Linked DNA regions of Homo sapiens: region 2 is linked to region 1. The links are chromatin contacts, found by Hi-C in ENCODE. All regions are on one chromosome and are shown on one strand. The core of a region is the stretch at or near the end of the contact, and the rest is flanking DNA. Distances in the headings are between cores, read along the strand shown.

Evidence for each region. A loop is a pair of places that touch in the nucleus more often than their neighbours do. Pooled maps may share reads with other maps.
Region 2: a map of Calu3 shows a loop between it and region 1 (4-fold over the local background). The contact joins the enhancer-like site here to the promoter of BANK1 in region 1. A Hi-C loop is called at or near these places in 3 of 168 maps with a recorded cell type or tissue (Calu3, PC-3 and PC-9), 20 of 37 single-sample maps with no recorded cell type and 6 of 50 pooled maps.

The regions. Positions count from the first base shown.
Region 1 is chr4:101,786,203-101,793,064 of GRCh38, forward strand. BANK1 (B cell scaffold protein with ankyrin repeats 1) reads left to right here and starts at 4,528. Exons shown (of 17, transcript NM_017935.5): 1 at 4,528-4,748. The coding sequence starts at 4,679. RefSeq lists a silencer at 4,615-4,804.
Region 2 is chr4:101,978,406-101,985,393 of GRCh38, forward strand. The region is part of intron 7 of BANK1 (B cell scaffold protein with ankyrin repeats 1); the gene reads left to right. Among named protein-coding and RNA genes, the nearest start is that of BANK1, 190 kb to the left of the region's middle. Within about 2 kb of position 3,411, at least 2 of the 41 ENCODE cell types and tissues checked have a DNase peak (open chromatin) inside an H3K27ac peak, as active enhancers do.

The sequences.
Region 1 (6,862 bases), core at 3,278-5,777:
ATGGAAGTAACTTACCATAGCTTACAAAAAACAACTAAAAAGAGAAATGGAGATTTTAGCTTTCTTGACATTCAAGTGTTTTATAGTATTGTCTGTTAAAAGTCAGATCTAGGCCGGGCGCGGTGGCTCACGCTTGTAATCCTAGCACTTTGGGAGGCCGAGGCGGGTGGATCACGAGATCAGCAGATCGAGACCATCCTGGCTAACACGGTGAAACCCCGTCTCTACTAAACATACAAAAAATTAGCCGGGCATGGTGGCGGGCGCCTGTAGTCCCAGCTACTTGGGAGGCTGAAGCACGAGAATGACCTGAACCCGGGAGGCAGAGCTTGCAGTGAGCCGAGATTGCGCCACTGCACTCCAGCCTGGGCTACAGAGCGAGACTCCGCCTCAAAAAAAAAAAAAAAAAAAAAAAAAAAAGTCAGATCTACGGAGCAAGGTTCCTTCCAGCAAACTCACTGTTGCTTGTTAGCACAGCCAGGAGTCTAACTGGAGGGGCAGTGGTGGTGGTGTGTGCTATGGTATAAGCAGAAAACCTGCTTACTTCTACAAGTCAGACTCAATATACTTGAAAAGAGAAGAATCAGCACATTTATACAATCACTAGAGAACAAAAGCAAGTATATAATGCAAACAGCCATGCAGGAAGGAATATCAAATAGCTACCACAATCACCAATTAACAATGAGATATTGCTCCATGGGGACTTAGAACATGAATGGTGAAGGGAATTAAATGTTCTTTAATGTATGTTTAGTTAGAAGAATGCACAAAGATTTACCCTATTAATGAATCTTCCTCCAAACTCATCACTGTGAATTATGTGTTAGCTTCCTATCACCATAAATTAACGTATTAGCTAGCTACTGCTGCAACGCATTACTACAATTTAGTGGCTTAAAGCAAACTAAATTTATTATATTAGAATTATAGATGTAATAAGTCCAAAATCAGTCTCACTTGGCTAAAAGCCAAGATGTCAACAGGGCTGGTTCCTTCTGTAGGCTCTGCAGGAGAATTCATTTCTTTGCCTTTAGGCTACCTGTATTCCTTGGCTTGTGGCCCCTTCCTCCATATTCTAAGCATATTCCTCCAATCTCTGTTTTCTCATCACACCTCCTCTCTAACTTTCACTTTTCTGCCCCCATCTTATAAAGACTCTTGTGATTACACTGGGCCCACCTGGATAATCCAAGATAATCTTCCCATCTCAAGATCCTTAATTTAATTCCACCTTCCAGGTAAATACATATATACACAGGTTCTGCAGATGAGAATGTGGACCTCTTTGGGGGGTTGCTACACAGATTAGTATTAAAGAATTCAATTAAATGTGAGGAAGCAAAAGAAAATAAAGCCTCCCAGTAATGACAAAAAAAAATTGCTAAAAATTCCTTCAGACATCCCTGGTATTTGGTTTAGTTTTGAGGGAGTAAATAAGAAGTGTAGTTAACACCCTGGGGGAATAATATAATTCAATGTCTAAAAATCCAGACATGATTGTCAAGAGGAATATTCCCCAATTAACAAATAGCCATGAAGAAGCAACTATTTCACTTTTACAATAGATTACTGCTTTAGAAAAGAACCAGTTTTGTTCTTTAAACATATCCAGAATCTAAAGGCAGAAATAAAGCCATTAGCATGCACAACAGCATCTGGTCTGCAAAGGACACAAGAAATCAGCCATGGCAACTGCAGGGCAACACCAAACAGCTTTAGCTGTCCATTTATTGGAACACAGGGCCAGTGTGAGGCTTTTATAATCTTCACAGAGTGGGGTAATAATATTGAGGCTGTCAATATGCCGCTAAAAAAAATAATGCAAGGGAAGAAGTCAATGGATCCAAGAGTTTGATATATTGAGAAATGAGAAACCTACTGTGACTAGCATTTTCTTGTCATTCTGTAACAGAGGTAAAATCAGAAACCTGCGATTACACACTGCTGGTGGTATTTTGCCTGAAAAAGCCTCTCGGTGTGAGAATTGCTAAGTGCCTCTTTCCTGAGAACAAGTATGAACCAAGAGATAACCCAACATTCCAGATGGTATCATCTCCTTAAGGGAGAAAGCAGGGGAAAAATAAAGTCAACTGTGATTAAAGACGTACTTGACACAGAAACAAGACCAAAATGAGTAAAAAATCTTTTAAAATATATTTTTATAAATGCATCAGCAAAGTATGAAAACATGTAGACTTAAGTTATCACGTGTATGTGTGTGTGTGCGCGTGTGTGAACATCTATATATCCTCAACCAAATAGCACCAAAATTGTAATAAATTATAAGTACAGTTCATACCTATTTTTAAGGATATTAGTATTTAATTGTATGGGCTTATAGTTCTGTGGAAAAGTGGATAGGGAAACAAAAAACGTTTTCAACACATATATGTATAACCTATCCTATTATGTTCATGTAATCTTTAGCAAGGGCCTTATGTGACCTTAAAAGGAAGCGGTGGGGAGGGGGGCAGTTATAATTAAGAGGGCAGGCTATGAAATCAGATCTAGGATTGAATTCCAGCTCTGCCACTTACAGTTTTCAACGCCCAGATTCTTCATTTGTAAAATATGGTTAAACCTTCCTTGTTTTGAGAACCAAATGACATGAATATTGTGAAACTCTTACATAGAACATAGGATATAGAATACTTAAAAAAAGAGTAGTTGTTGACTGCAAACAGTAAAACAAAAGAATAAATAAGTCAGTCAATGGGGTAGTCAATGGCTATTTTCTTATTCAAAAGAAAAGTGAAGCTAGAATAATTTTAATGGGAGATTTTAAAGATTTTCTAACACATAATCTTATTTTTTTTAAAAAAAAAACAGCCCACAATTTTCAGCAGTTTTTACTTTCTTTTTTCTATTTACTAGCATCATTTGACATAAGTAGTGGAAATGAGCTTCTGAAAATATACTTAATTTTCATATTATAAATCTTATTTTCTATAGTTTTATTAGGAGACAGTGTTATAACATTTTATATCTGGCAGAAACTCGAATACAGTAATTTTAATTTATTCATTAATAATGAATAAATTAGATGAGATACGCAAGGCTCAGAAATATTAAGAATTGCTCCAAACACCCAGATATTGTGGAGCAGAGTCAGGATGGCAGCTGCAACCTTCTGACTTCCAATCCAGGGCTCTTCATACAAGAAGGCTGTCCTGTATATGTGACAGATACAAGTTCCTATCTGAACACTGTCTTTATTAACAAGTTTTCGTGTGCATAAATGGGTGCCTTTGAAGATCTGGATACTTAATTGGGGAGCATCATCTGGAGTGTTCATGTTGGCTAAAGTAGCTCTTGTCAGGAATACGTATACCAGCAGATGCATCAGTTAGAATATTCTTTTCTCCAATGGGTTTAAGACATACTTTCCTAAGAATTGAGTTTCTGAAACACTGAACAACACCCAAACCCTGCAATCCAAATTTGTTTTTGCCTATTACACTGAAGTCTCTCTGTTAACAGGCATATATAGAAGACAACCATTTTTTTCAATATAATATTTCATAAGTTAGATGAAATCTTTTGTTCCATTATATAAAGTTCAGAAAATCAACATAAAATTAATAATGATGTTAAAGAAACTACTGGAAACCAGATAAATACAATACAATCTATAATTGTTTTCAAGTTTTTTGGACATTTCGCATACTTCTCCAAGTTTTCTACATTATGTTATAAAGTTCTAATAAGTTCATTTATGTGAAAAAATTAACTTTTTTTGATACTTGATATTTATATTATTACTAAAAAGCACTTCATCCGAGAGAAAGTTTCAAAGAAAGCCTTCCTTTTATAGGAAGAGGAGAGGAACATTTAAACTATGTATTATTACCAAATTGATATTCAAAAAATATATTCAACTTCAAAAGGCAAATGACTAGTTTAGACATGCTTGAGAGAGAGACATTCACTTTAAGGTTCTGGGACAACTCCTTTGATATATCTCCATCTTAAAAACAAGCAAACAAACTCTTGTTTGGAGAGGGTATTTAGAGCCATAAATAATTTTTTACTGGGTCTATTTTTGAGTTGGAGCAGGAGTAAGAAATACATTTTATATGGAATTTTAAATCACTTTTCAATTTATGAACCTAGCCTAGAAAGTCTGTGTAAAATGAAATATTTTAAAAGTTACAGTATTATCTGTATCTTCATTTCTATATGTATGTATCTATCATCTGTGTACCTACTCATCTATCTATCTAATTATTCTTTCTTTCCAGCAAATGTTCACTTCTGGTTTCCCTACGTCTGCCTGGAAGTGGGGGCAGTATGGCAGTATGGAAGACCTAGAAAGGGACAAGGAGAGCTACAATAACAGCGGTCTAAATATATCCTAGGATGAAAAGGTGAGGAAGGAAACAGGCGCAGAAGTGTTATAAGAAACCAAAGCGGCCTTTTGAGAAGGGATGTAAGAGCAGGCCCCTGAGCAGTTTCACTTCCTCTGGGCGCCCAGCAGAGCGGAGCCCTGGCCTTGCGGGCATGAGCCCCGGGGCTGCGTTTCCTGAGACCTGGCCGCAGCCTCCGCGGGTGGCAAGCGGGCTGGGGAGAGCCGAGGGCCAAAGGAAGAGAAAATCGCGGGGAGTCTCTGGCCGGGAGAGTCCAGGTAGCGCTCGGCGGGCAGCAGTGCGCAGGCCCCTCGGCTTCAACCGCCACAATGCTGCCAGCAGCGCCAGGCAAGGGGCTTGGGAGCCCGGACCCCGCCCCCTGCGGCCCAGCGCCCCCAGGTGGGTAGTCGCGCATTCGGAGGGGCTTGACGCCGAGGCCGGGCTACGGGGCTCTGCGGAGACCACGGGCCATCGTTAGACAACTGCACTCGGGCACTGAGGCCAGGGCGTCCCTGAGACAGGGCTTCTCCTTTTTATCCTGCCGCCAGGCAGCCCAGAGGGTTCTTCTGTCCCTGACTTCTCTGAGGGGCATCTGGACGCCACGAGGAGGGAGCGCGCTGGGAGTTCTGGCCAGCGGGCTACCCTCAGTGTCTGCAACTTCTGAGGAGCTGGAACTTTCCCCAGCACCCGGGTCAGGGTCCTGTAGTTTCTAAAATCACTTTGCAACCTGTTTTAAAGCAATGCGCGTTTAAAATTATACGTAATTATTTTCAACAGTCGGTAAGCACAGAAAAACCGCTCATGTGTAGCGTCACGCATTTACCTGCCCGGCCTGACAAATCCCAGCCTGGTGAATTGGTAGCCCTGCTTCTTGGCAGGTGGCTTTGCAGAGAAACTCTACCAACACCACCTCCCTACTCCACTGGCTTTACTAACTTGGTCAAAGGAAAACGGTCAACTTGGTTGAATGCAGAAGTAGATTTATATTTTCAAATGGACGTTAAGGCAGTTTTATTTAGTTCTTTTTGAAGCATTTCAAATGCATTTGCAAATTACTCAGTGATATAAAAATGTTTTTTAAATTAAAAAACTTCACTTAGGTATTAATATTACTGGAGTGTTCGTGGTGAGAAATGCAACAAGAAAGTATATTCTGAGTGAAAGTTTCTTAATTTGCTGAATAGAAATAAATTTCTCATACCTTTCTAGAATTTTTTAGGTAATGTAATTTTGGTTGTAGCTATTTCTGTTGGCTAGTGCATTTTTACATAAATAAGCTTTAGGGATTGCTTTCAGTTAAATAAGAAGTATATTTGTGTCAATGAAAAGTGACAAGAAAGGACTTAGAGCCCATAACTTAATATTATTAATATTTTAACTATTGCATATTGACATTCTTGAAAACTGTGGCTCTGATGGTCTTCAGCAGAGCAGACTTTGCTAGCATCTATAAATAAACCAACCATGTCTTTCAAACTTTGAGCAGGTTACCTCTTTTGTAATTTCAGTTTAACAATTTTGTTAGAGAATGGGGTACAGTTTGTTTCAAACTTCTAGATTAAACAGTTTAGGCAGAAAATGCCTTTTATTTCACTTGATACTAAGCAATACTTTGAGGCACTTGCTATTGTGAATAATGCAAGAGTAATGTGAATCAATATTTATAGCATTCCAATTATTCTTGTTCCTCCCATGCATTCCGCTCCCCCCCCGCCCCGCCCCTCCCAACTCCTTGGGTCCTTCTCCATGCAGTATTTATCACTTGCTTCAGTTACTTCCTTTTCTGGCCAACATAATGAAACTTTTCTAAAAACGAATTGTCTTTTGACATTATCCCATGCCCATATTCTTGATATGAGTAATCTTCTAGCTTTTATAAATCCAGTGGTTTGTGTGTGTGTGTGTGTGTGTGTGTGTGTTTTTTTTTTTTTAATGAAGAGCTCCCTCTCTCTCCAACAACTATCTTAATATGGCACATTGGGGGTCAATTGGTCCAACTGCCTCATTTAGAGAAGAGAGCACTGAGATCCAGAGTGTGAGTTGCTCATGGTTTCATAACTAGTAATTATTTGAAGGTCACCCATTCATTAACTTAACAAACTTTTATTCCCTGCCAAGAGTCATGTAGTAGTAATAAGAATGTAAAATGGTAAACACAGTTTCATGCCCAGGAAGGTATATTTCTAGCAGGAGATAGAATGTACTGCTAGACAACATTAGTGTATACTGCCATCAGAGATTTATTAACTGTTGAGTATCGACTTGTTCTTTAATGGAAGCAAGAAAAATAGAATACCCAGTTCTCTAAAACAAGGTAAAAATGATGCACAATGGGTGAAAGTTCTAGTTAGAATGTATTTTCTGGTTTGTATTTAACTATATATTACTATCAATGTCCAAAAGAGAGATTCTTCCTGTTGTATTCCAAAACTAATGATTTTAAAAATTTAATTTTAACTGCTGTTTTAATTAGGGAGTGATTATTTATTAAATCACAGATTTTTCTCCACACC
Region 2 (6,988 bases), core at 2,161-4,660, 190 kb after region 1:
AATTGCAATAATATATATGATGTACCTGGAAGGTAGTAAGTACTCAATAAACATTAGTTGCTATTATTACAATTATCGTTTGAAGGTAGTCCCCTATTCCAATTTTTCTCCCAATATTTAATTACCAGGCATTCTTAATACGTACATTTAGCTCTTGATCAAATAGTTCCAGATCTATAGAGCTTTTCAAGACACTTAGAAAGCTTTCTTGTTGTGTTTCTGAAATATGTTAGGAAAACTTAGGTATCAGTGACCGACCGTAATTTGTCATAGTTTCTTTCCATTGAAAAAAAAAGAATTGTGGCTTGACCACAATAATAGTTTTGATTGATTTTCTTATTTAATGCCACAGATTTTTGCTTAAAATATCTTTCCCATTGAAATACAGACTTAAATACAATATATTCCGTAGAAACACCAAATTTATGTCACACTTAACTAACATCACCAAATTTCAAAAATTAAGATACTGTGATATTTGTTTTTATCAATGTAATGATACATCCTTTAAGGTTTAGCTTTCCTACTTGTATTTAAAATTGGTAGATGTCATTTGCCAAAGAGGCTGGCTGATAATTAGATTTGGAATAACACATGACTTTTGCATCTTATTATCTTTATTATAAATTGTCAAAGAGTATAGGACATGCATAAAGAAGCAGTAATGCAAATGTTAGGCACAATCCATTTTATAAAATAAAGATCCAATATACCTGTGAAATATAAGATGAGAAGAAATAAATTTAAGATAAAGTTTGCAAGATAATACCTGATGTAATGTTCTATTCTCTGAAAAGAATGGTAGCATTGTTATATTTCACTGCAGCAAAGGCTTTCTTAAGAAAAAAAACAGACTGCCTCTGGTAGTGTTTAAAATTGTATAACATTAGTTTTTGACCATAAAAAATTAATTTGTATAAATTATTCCAGTGGAAACCAATAAAGCTGTGAATATAATCCAGAAAGAGAAAGAACAGTAAACAACCTGTTATTGTTCTGAGTAGAAAAACTCCCTGTTTCTTATTGAAATGTTGCAAATGACTCACAATACTATTAAATGTTTCCTTTTCATTGAGTCAATATTCAACATTTTTTTGAGAATAAGTTGTTTTCAGAAAGACATATAAACTGAGAGAAAATCATAAAGGGTTAATAAATTATATGAAATTTGCTATTTCAGTTAGATCACTAAAACAAAATCGTGACTATCTATGTCTATCTCTCTATATGTATGATTTTGATTCTCACATTCTTAAGGACTGCTAACATACATTTACATATGTGTATATGTAAGAAATTTAGATTTGTGTAAGTATATAAATAAATATGTATATTTTGATAGGGACTGCCAAGTTGCCCTCCTAGGTGGTGAACCAATTCACACTTTTACAAATTAATGAAGATTAGTGCCCAATTTCTTGGCTATAAATTGTCAAACATAGAATTTTGCCATTTTTTATGGGAGTAAATTGGTATCTGACTTCTCTTAGTATTACTCAGATGAAACATATTTTCCTATTGTTTCAAACTATTTGTATTACTTTTTCTATAAACACTTGATATTCCTTGCCCAATTTTGTGGTTGTTTTGTTGACTTGTTAGTCCTTTACTTCTTCATTTTGAAAAATTCTCTAGATTTTGGGGAGATTACCACTTTATAAGTGGCAAAAGTTTTTTTCTTATTTTTCTTTTGAGTTTGATTGCATTAAGTTTCTTCTTGTGAAGAAATTTATCATTTTTGTGTTGCCAAGTTCATTAACTATTTTTTGTGGTTTATAGATTTCTGTGTCAATGTTAGAAAATTACTCAAGAGACTCTAAAGAATTCTGCTAGGTTTTTCATAATTTTGTTTTCATTTTTAACATTTAAATCGTTTATCCATTTTGAATTTATCTTGGTTGAGTAAGTGAGGATTGGATTTTATTTTTTTCCTGAGTATCAATTGTCCCAAAAATTGCTAGTTTTATTTTTTCCCAGTGATTTTCTGTGTCATTATTTTTACATAATAAAATGCCATATATATTTGAGTTATTTTTTTTTTACTTTCTCTTGTTCTGTTGTTCTCTTTTTCTGTTCATAAATGAGTCGTGACAGTGTGTTTTAATCTGATAAGGCTGCTCCCCTCCTCCCGTTGCTCTTCTTTTGCAGAAGCTTTTTGGATATTCTTATTTATATTGTCTTGACATTCAAACTTTAGAAAAACCTTGTGTATTTATGAAAAATAAAATGTTACTGGGATTGCTTTTATTTATAAATTAAATTGAAACAGTTTATGTCCTTGTGATGTTGAGTCTTTCTCTCCAAAGAAACAGTATGTCATCCCACTTACCTTCATCTTCTTTCATGTTTGCAAAGATGGTTTTACATTCTTCTTTCTTTTTTCTTCTCTTTCTTTGAGCATTTTTGTTAAGTTTATTTCTCTGCATTTGATTATTTGTTGCTATCATGAATTGGTCTTCATCAGGATCTTCTAACAGATTATTGTTTACATGTAATCAAGGCTATTAATTTAAGTGTGCTGCTACTGGCATCTTACTAAATAACTTTGATGGTTGTATTAAATTTGTACTTGATTTTCATGAGCTTCCCAAGCATATGAGACATCATCTGCAAATATAGTGATAGTTTCTCCTCTTCTTTCCAATTTTAATATCTCTAATTTTGTCCTCTTGTGAATTGTAACTATTCACTGAGTGAAGTGTTATTTAATAGTTGATAGTGGGCATCCTTGCCTTGTTTCCAACTTTAGTGAAAATGCCTCTATTATTCTCCCATTGAGCCTGATACTCTCTCTGTGACTGAAATAGATGTGTTTATCAGGTTATATAACTTTTCATTGATTACTATTCTGAGAATTAATTTTTATTTGTCAAGAATGCATGTTGAATTTGGTCAAATACCATTTTAGTGTCAATGGAGAGAGGAATATTCTTTTTCTCTTTAGACTAATTAATATAATAAAGTAGTTGAATAGATTTAATAATATTGACCTGATTTTGTGTTCTAGGAATAAATTCCCCTTGGTCATGATATATTTTTCTCGTAATGTGCTGACGGCTTCTGATTAATAAATTTTATTATTTTAACATTGAAATGCATGAGTTAAAATGTTCTGTAGCATATGTTTTTCTGAAATCATTGATGATTTTAGCTATACATGTTTCAAATAGGATTTGGATATACTTTTTTATATGCCTTGGCACATTTTAGTAACACTGGAATTATATATTTAAATATTTATCCTGATCTATGGCAGAGGGTTCCTGGTGGGAGTTCCCTCATCGGTTAAAATGTTCTGCTTTCTTCATCATTTTTTCTTTCTATACCTTTTCTAAGCTACTATACTAGTTCTTTCATTAATACATGATATTCAGTGAGTCAGCTTTGAAGATATCCATCTACTGTCAAAGGAGCCAGGTTGTTTTACAGGTTCACCAAGTTTTGGCTGCCACAAAATAAGAAGGCTTCCTGAAAGCACTGCTGCTTGGCATACTTCTTGTAGTAACCCTGTCACCGTCTGCTTTTTGAAGCTAAACTAGGTATGTGGTAGGGTGTGTGTGGGTAGGGATTGTGGTTCTGCTCCCACTCAGTTCCCCCATGCCTCTCTTATTACCAGCAAGGCTTTAACCCCCTGGATGGGCCCCTTGCCATGAGGAAGTGTACTTGTGCTCTTCCTCCCTGGGTCTGCTGCAGCTGCACTCTCTTTGCAGGGATCTCTTCTAAGCTTCCCTCATTTTCCTTCTGTTGGCTCCTATAATGAATTAGTAGCAGCTTTGGCAACCTTTTATATTTTATGGTGTCTTTTTTCTAGTTTCATTAACAATATTTTAAATATTTTAAAGATATTTTAATCTATATAATAAAAACATATTTTAATAATAATATTTTAAGACAGAACTTTAACAACCCATATAAATTGGCATTGATGGTCTATGACTCTGACATTGGTCAATCTTTTTGTAGAAATAAAAATTATTAGGCCTATTAGTGGCCTGAAATGCCTATCATTATGAAGTTTAGTAGAGAATTCTTTTTCTATTTATTGTGCTATTTATCATACCTAAGGAATACTTCAGCTAAGTAGGTATACATTTGTTTGACAATAAGCAAATATGATTTATTTAAATATTAGATTCTCTTTAACACATATTGTAGGCAATCAATAACTTTTTAAAGCACTTTTTTATTCGGCAAAAGTACTTACTATAGTACTTACTATAACACTCATAACATATACAGCTCCTATCACACCTTTGGATTATCATATATTTTACTATATCTGATTTGTTTCTGATTATGTCAAGAATACATCATTATTATGTAAAGAGAGCAGCAGTTGTATCATATTTCATTCCATTGACAAATATATTCAATGAATATAATCATTAAGTATAATTTAAAAATGCCGCCCAACCAATGCATCAAGTTAAACCGGTTTTACATATTTAATAATTTTATTCTAAGGCTATATATATATATGTATATACGCATGGAATTTCACCAAGATTATGTAGAAGCTTTCCCTAAATTCCCTAAAATTTAATCTCTTTAAGTAATGAAAATTTGTCCTTGAAGAATTTTCTGATAACAATTTTTAAAGATTTATTTTACTTTATTTTTATGCTATCATTTCCCAAGGCGCAGTATAACTATCCCCTAACAAATTGTAGTTTGGTTAGGCTTCAAGTTTAGTTTTAGGTTTGCTTTTCTTCTTATGCCTAATAAGTAATGGAAATATTTATCTTTAAAATTTTCTGTATGTGAAGCGCAAAGCCAAGTTATGGATAAAATGAAGTTAATATTTAAATTTTAAAATACACATTTATGACTTACTCTCAAATACAGCACTGACATTTAGCCATATTATATGCTAGAGGAAAATGTATGGAAATCTTTTAGAAGTTATTAGCAATTTAGTGCAGTGTTCAAAAGATCAGACTCTGGGATCATACTACCTGGACTTGAATCTTGTCTTTACCACGTAGTAGCTGTTGTGACTTTAAGCAAATTATTAAAGTTCTGCTCCTTAATTTCCTCATCCATAAAACAGTCTCTTCCACAATTTGTTCAAAACAAACTGTTGTGAGGATAAAGTGAGTTAATGTAATAAAGTGCTTACAACAATGCCTGGCAGCCATTATAATTTCAGTACAGCCCCTTCAGAAAATTGTTGGAAGACAAGATTATGAATAACTGACCTATTTGAAGTGTAGCATAGTATTCACAGATATTTAAAAGCTAACCATAAGATTAAAAGAAACAAATGGACCTGATTAAAGACTTCCTATCACAAAGGATTTTTTGGAAGAAGGGAGAAAAGATGTTCCAGATATTTAACACAGAGCAAAATTATTTAGCTGAAAGCATTAGATTTGTCAGTGCTTCAAAGCCTCCCCAAATTAGCTTATTTACTTTCAATATTATTTTAATTAATTTGTCAAAAAGTAATCCAAATAACATATTGGATAGCATTAATGCTTTGGCAAGGGCATAATAGCAAAGAATAGTACTGAGAGGATAATATGAAAGCCTGAAGTGCACAAGAAAAAAAATTCCAGAGCCAATCATAATATGTTCTGACTGTATTAAATCACAATGTTTACATAGATAAGAGAGGGGAATGTATAACTAGCTCAAGACATGCTGATATCAGATATGAAATGCATCTAGTGTAGATAAGCAGAGAATTTCATTTATATTACAAGAAACTAAACATTTATTAGTCACAATTTTACTAAAATACTATGTAAGGCTTAAGTTGCCACACTTCCAAAAGGACATAAAAGACCTAAGAAAGCTCGAAAAAGAGGAATGAAAAGTTAAGAAACCTTTAGTAAAGAAGCCCTGGGAAGAAAGTTAAGGATTAGGGTAGTTAGCCTAAAAAGTAGAGGCCAAGATCAATATTATCCTCCCTTTTAGAATATGGTGGGATTTTATGAAAATGACACTAAGTAGTTATTCTCTTTATAGAAAAGATAGCTAGCTTCAGCTTTAAGACCACTAACTTACCAGGAAAAGCTTTTTGTTTTGATGAAGATTTTCTATCCAGAAAATAAGGATATTATCTCATTTACCATTGACCTCTCAGAATTATTATACACATAACATGCAATTTGCAATAAAAGTGCTAAGTAGTTTTGAAGTAAAAGCACTAAGGGATGTTATCATTGCTGTCATTGATAGTGTTATGGAATAACAGTAATTCTTAGGGAACCAACTTAATTAAAGACAGAATTTCAATTAGATCTAAGAACAAACTTGCTGATTATCACTGTGATAAATGTGAAAATGAGATTCTGTGGGGAGGAATAAATGCCATCTTCATTCTCAGAGACCTTTCAAAACAAAAAGAAAACCATCATCCTAGGTTATTTTAAATAGCTATCTGCATAAGAAAAAGGGGGCAGGTAGAACAAAATCCTTTGAGTCTTTTTGGCAGTTCTGAGATAATGTAATCACGAATGCGACCTGAAGTGACAACTACTAGGAAAAGATAAAAGCCTATAACAATCATTGATCCTATGAAGAGTGGAGCAGGATATTTAACCATGTATACAATCTGTATTAGATTAGGTTCTCCAGAGAACAGAACCAATAGGAGATTTCAACAAGAGAGAGAGAGAGATTGATTTACTATGAGGAATTGGCTCACATTATTATGAAGGATGCAGTCAGCAAGCTAGAGACCCAGGAGAGTTGCTAGTGTGGTTCCAGTCCAAATCTGAAGGTCTGAGAACCAGGAGAGCCAATGGTGTAAGTTCCAATTCGAGTCCAAGTTTAAAGAGAAGATCAACATCCCAACTCAGAAACAGACAGGCAAGACAAAGAATACTTTCTTGTTCAGCCTTTTATTCTATTCAGGTCTCAACAGATTGGATGTGGTTCACACACGTTGGAGGAGGGTAATTTGCTTTACTCAGTTTACCAATTCAAATGTTAATTTCATCCAAAAACGCCTTCACAGATCCATCCAGAAATAATGTTAACC